Linked DNA regions of Mus musculus: region 2 is linked to region 1. A link is a loop called in an ENCODE intact Hi-C map of the cell type or tissue named here. Cell type or tissue: heart. All regions are shown on one strand. Each heading gives the region's core, and the rest is flanking DNA. Links, peaks and the distances in the headings are about the cores only.

Region 1 (2,912 bases), core at 251-2,750:
GGCTGCTAGCAGAGCCAAAGCCTGTTGAGGGAGGGCGAAGCCCTTGAAAGTTTCCAGACCTCTTTCAGGAGCCGGTGACATTGGGATGAGGGTGCCTTTGCCCAAGTGTCTCTTGGGAGTTTTCCTGCTCTGGGTTAGTCTTCCCAGCCCTTATTTCGCAGGCTGCCTGGGCCGGGCTTTGCGTCTACAAACTTTAAGTTGCAATTCAGACGTTTTCCAATAAGGGTACCTGGGCTTGACTGGAGAAGAGCTGGCAGTGGCACGGACTGCTCCTGGATCTGAGCAACCAATCCTTTTTTATAGAAAGGGCCTCTAAAGTGGTCTCTGCCAAAGGCACTTGGCAGCAAGGACCCATTCACTTGACCCTGTAGCCCCAGGTCACAGACAATACAAGAGGTTGACCAAACAAAGGTGAAAGGCGGCACAAACTGCTCAAGTGTGGTACCTAAGGAATCTTCACGCTGTTCCTGACATTTGTTCCCAGGAACTGTGCTCATAGCGTTGTTATCCAGTCCCCTCAGGCAATTCCGCAGTCCGAGGAGCCAATCTTGTGAAAAATTACATTTCTTTTCTCTCCTGGGGTCATCTTGGTGACTATTCCCTACTAGCCAAGCTCCTAGCCGTCCAACTGAGAGTTGGAGGGGCAGAAAAGTCCGAGCCACCTGGCTGAGGAGGCACAGTCGCACAGGAACAATCAGCTAGCTGAGTCTCTTTTGTCGGTGCCTCCAGGCACGCGGGCCGCTGCGGGTTCACTGTCTGGGCAAAACAGGCAACGCTCCGTGTGTGTAGTAAGTGTGCTTAACCCCTGAGGCAGGGCCTTCTGGATGGTCCAGAGGGAATAAGGCTTTTCTCCTCAAGAGACTGTGTTGTGGGAGCCCGCGCTAGCCTAAAGCAGGACCCATGGTCCATGAGCCAAGCTGGAACTGGTTAGGCCCCCAGCTCTGGCAAGGAGACCACACAGGCGCCGCCGGAGGGCAAGGCTGACCACCTCGCTGGGACTTTATTGTGTGAGTTACGGCGACCAATTGGGCGGCTCTCAGGACGCAATCGTCCTCTTCCTCCAGCTCTGGGGCGGGAGGAGGGTGGGGGTGGGGGAAGTCTAAGGATCCTGGGGCATTACTAGAGTTTCCTCCTTTTCAGGAATTGGGACTCCATACTTTCTTTTCTGGTAGGTGGGAGGAGGCAGAAGTTTTAAGTCGGTTTTTAGAAGCCTTAGATTAGGTATTCGATAGCTTTCATTTTGAAGAATTCTCTCCTTTCTACTGGAGCATCCTCTGGCCTGAATTTTCAGTTCTAATAGTTCCAGCACTCTCAGAGCCCCTGCCTCCTGCACAGAGATTCCTAGGTAGTTACAGGCCTAAGGGTGCATCCTTAGACTATGGCTGCCTTATAATTATGTTTGCTTCTCAGGACCAAATACATAAGTGTGAATCAGGAATGAAAAGGACAGCTAGATTTTTTTTCCAGGTTTTTTCCCCCCCTTAATCGACCCACTTCATTCCTCCAAGTCTATAACTTTCAAGGTCTGGTAGGCAAAGTTCTTTTTGAGAAAGCTGGTGGCTGATGCTGAAGGCTGGAGACCATGAGGGAAGGTGGGAGGAGGAAGGGAGGCTTGTCTGGGATGTTGGGGGCTGGGGGGGGGGGGGAGCTGAGGAGCAGAATGGCAAGCTCTGCCAATGTCGCCAAACGCCCAGGAGATGGCGAGCGTGCTCCACGCCTGACGAGGCGCCGCCGCACGGTCAAGATCAACAGTGAAGGGCGGTGGGGCGGGCTTGGGGTCGCCAGTGCTCGCGGTCACGGCCCGCTGCCAAGGAGCTACGGACAGTCTCCGAAAGCCAGAGGTTGTAGCAACTGACCCAGACAGCGGAGCCAAGGGACCTGATGCAAGGAAGCCTGTGGCCGCGTGTTATTGTTTGACCTTTCGCCTCTGTCCTAACGTCTTTTTCACCTCTTGAATCATGAGTCAATCTGCCGATCTTGGGATCTTGGTTCCTACCCCAATCGCTAATACCGTGCCAAATTTCTGAGCGTCTCTCAGCCTAGATCTAACTGAAGGCAAAGCCTTTCCCCGAACTTCCTCGGCCTTCCGGGCTCCCCGCGGGCCTCACTTCCAGGGCCTCAGCCACTTACCCCCAGCTCTCCTCCTCCCGCAATCCCGAATATAAAAGGCACACATATAAATAACAAAGCCTTCATCTGTTCCTCATTTAGCCATCAATCCAAATACCACCAGAGAGCATTTGAGCGCAGTTTTAATCTTCAGCAAACCCCATTTCTCTTAGGCTCAGCGAAACTGACGTGCGACCTGCAGATGAAAGGAAAAACCTCGAGGCAATTCCCTCTATCCAATATAGGAAACCTGAGAAATGGACCTGTGAGATGAAGTGTGGCCTTGGAGACTAGAACCTACAGAGAGGGGGGGGAGGGAAGGAAGGGGGGGGAGGAAGGAAAAGAAAGAAAAGAAAGAAAAAGAAACGAGGGGACCGAGAGAACGGTGGTTGGGGGGGGGAACTAAGGCCACTTTTTTGTTTGTTTGTTTGGCTGGCTGGTTGGTTGTCCGCCCCCCAACATGTCTTGTGTACAAAATAGCTAAGGTATTAAGACAGAGGTCTTTCCCTAAGTGACTGAAGGGTGATGTGCTTCCCTTTCCAGGGGTTTATCCTTCATAAATTGAACCGCATTCTGCATCTGTATTTCTCTCTCTCTGCCTGTACCCTCCCCACCCACCCTCTAATAACGAAGTTGGCCTCTGTAGTTGGCAGTAAGATGTGAAACAAGACAAGCTGGACCAGAGAAAACGAAAGTAATTACCAACTCGAAGGCCCTGTGTTTCTCCTAGAGCCCTCAAGAAGCCCTCCTACCAGGAGAGATTACAGTTGTGTAAGCTTTTAGAAGTCTGTTCAACTAACTTG
Region 2 (2,912 bases), core at 274-2,773, 610 kb after region 1:
GTGGGTCTGGTTGGCCCATTTCTAGAAGTTAGTAGTTTGTTTTTGGCTTCCTTTCCTTTTAGCACCTCATGACTAAATTCAATCTGCCTTAATCACAACAGTCTTTAGTCTCCACATTTCATCCTTTCTATTGAAGAATGAGCCAGCACAGCTTACAGACCTCACCCCATTTCTGTCCATAGCCTGTCATTCCATAAGCAGCCTCCAAGTCTTCACCACGACACAAGCTTCTACTCAGCACCACTAGGCATTCACAATCCTGGATTCATTCACGACTCACCCCAAAGGCCTATGTGGTTGGTGTCTGATCACACTCAACCCCCTGCCTCAGAATTGGTGTCTTAATCTACTCCTCACAGAATCTTACTTTTGCCTGAGTGCCAGCTCCCACTCCAGTCTGTTTCCCATTACAATTTTTTAATCCATTTACCAGCCTCCCCTCCCTAACAACAGCTGTTTTCCTTTAGGCAGTAAGCAACTTCTTAAGGCATCACGTAAATATTTGTGGAGCAAATAAATAATGAAAAGGCATTGCAGACATTGGTTTCCCTTTCTGTGCAAATTAATCTGCCCTAAAACTCCAGAAATGTCCTCAGGTGTTACCTAAGGGTTTGAAAAATTATTTTTCCTACAGTGGATGGACTAGAGGAATGTCATGGGGTTCAAATAAAAAGTGTGTTATGACATACCTCATATATTGCGAATCTATGTTGATCTTTATAAACATGACCTAAACTTCAGTTTGATAAATCATAACTGTCTCTTTTCTAGAGTTTCTTATTGCATTACCTGGAACAGTGGGAAGAAATGTCAGCGCATAAGCAAATTTCCCTCAAAAATATATAACTTCATAAAAAAAACAATTACAAATTATTTTCAGGTATGATGGTTTAAACCATTCTCAAAAGTCTAGGAAGGACAGAAAAATTCACTCACTCCTCTTTCTAGTTGCTCCCTTTAAGCAAAGACACACATTTAGCTGTCTGCGAATGCCACTGGCTTTTCTCCCAGCCAGGGCACAGAAAGAGTGTGGCTGCACCATTGGGTTAAAGGTGTGTTCTCACACCAAACCTAGATGTGCCTTTGCTTCACCTCATCACTTCTAACTTGTGACGTCACCCTTTCACTCCTTGAGTAAATCCAAGATCAGTCCCGGCCCATATAAATCTGTTCTGCCCCTTTGGTTCTGTCTCCGTGTATTGCATACTGTAAATAATCATACGGGAGGAATACAGCGAGTTCTGTGGTACACTGGAGACCCCTATTGGTGACAGGTGGACAGTGACTTCGTAACCCGATGCAGTGAATCACGGCATAAGTGGAATAGCTTCAGCTTGGCTCCTTTGGGTTCCAGTAGAGCAGAGAGATGCACTGGCACTTTTTGCACACTGATCAATCCGTTTGTGGAAGCAAACGTGTGCGGGCTTCTGTGCTTTGTGTTTGTATGAAGACATTACTAAACAAGAAGATAGTACAAACAACAAGAAAAAAAAGCAATATGTGACCCCTATGACTTAAGGGCAGTCCACTTTCAATAAACAATAAGGATAAGTGAACCATGCAGGCTGTGAATGGGGATATGGGTGAAAATATACCCAGACATCAGCCAAGGTCCAATATCTCCAAGATCTGTAGTGAAATATGAACTTGATTGGCCCAACTTTAAAAATAATTAATTTTTCTGATAAGAGTTTTGTAAATGACTGAGCATGTCTGGGCCCTTAAAAGATACCCTGCTTAATTTACATTTTAAGAAAATGACTTGTTTGAAAAAAAGCCTTTGGATGTCAAAAACAAAATTCTTGTTTCAAATTATAAAGGAAATTTAACTTATGATAAAGCCACAATTACCTCTTCAGCACTTAGGTGTGTTCTCTGATGCAGATGTTGAAGTTAGTTTGACACATTAGAAGAGGAAGCAGCTGTCTCGATTATAATTATAATATAAAAAGTGATGTATGGTGCCAAGTGTGTGCCCAGCCATTCATCTTGGGAGAAAGGGTTGTCTGAGGACGCTGTTTTGTAAATACTGTCCATGTTTTTCTTCTTTGTTTTCCACATCTATCCTTAAAATGATTTTTGAAATGGTAATAGCACACAGACATGATCGCTTCTTATTTCAAACATTTGCTATAAAAACATTAGTACCCCGACCCCGACCACAGCGCTTTCAAACAGTAAAGCTCACCGCCAGATAGAAAGTGTCTTCATGACAACACGGGAAATGTCCACGTCCTTTAACCAGCATATTATTATGTGTTAGACATACTAATAAGGAAGAAATACCTCGACAAAACATGTGCCAAAACAGTCAACTCTTGGTCATCTTTCCTGTTGGTTATATAAATGCTTTCTATGCCGAGATTCTGCTTTTCAAATTAAATAACTAGTTTGCCTGCTTTCTCTTCAAATCTCCTTCTTCCTTCCCCCTCCCCTCCTGTTTCCTCTCATCTTCTCTCCTCTCCTCTCCTCTCTCCAGCTCAGAACACAACAACCGCATGCCTTCCTTCAGCAGAGGCTCAAGAAGAGGGCAGAAAGGCTGGGCACAGAGGACACAGCTCTAACACCCGGAAGCAACAATACAAAATGCATATTCCTGTTCACGCACTGTGGTCACTTTCCTCTTGGCACATACGCCAGCCTCTCCTACAAGCACGTGTAATTTATTCGTGATTACTTCCTAGTCCTATTTGAAACAGAAGAAAACAATACTTTTGTCCTACTCTATGCAAGTGCCATTCACAAGGTTGAGGCTTGCAGGGAGGGTGGCCATGGTCCCGTGAGGTGTGAGCTCTCCCTCATCTTTCCCTCTCTAAGGCTCCCTAATAGACACAGCACAGATCAATGCATTCTTGACATAAAATAGGTTGGGGAGAATTTTTCAGTGGTCAGAAAGCCACTAAGTTAGTGGT

What was found. Hi-C counts contacts between places; a loop is a spot of excess contacts. Peaks named below come from ENCODE experiments on the same cell type or tissue, not always from the same donor. Only the 100,000 strongest peaks of a DNase experiment are listed, where the experiment ranks them.
Region 2: a loop joins it to region 1, with 6 times the contacts of the local background. A loop is called at or near these places in 30 of 42 quality-filtered maps.

What each region holds. Positions count from the first base shown.
Region 1 is chr2:74,671,968-74,674,879 of GRCm38, reverse strand. No RefSeq gene overlaps it. Among named protein-coding and RNA genes, the nearest start is that of Hoxd12, 1.6 kb to the left of the region's middle. In heart, for the core only: a CTCF peak has its summit at 1,712; a DNase peak (open chromatin) is centred at 1,759; H3K4me3 peaks cover 923 bases; H3K27me3 peaks cover 2,500 bases.
Region 2 is chr2:74,065,180-74,068,091 of GRCm38, reverse strand. No RefSeq gene overlaps it. Among named protein-coding and RNA genes, the nearest start is that of Gm31472, 88 kb to the right of the region's middle. In heart, for the core only: a CTCF peak has its summit at 1,262; no DNase peak of the experiment used is centred there; H3K4me3 peaks cover 306 bases; H3K27me3 peaks cover 892 bases.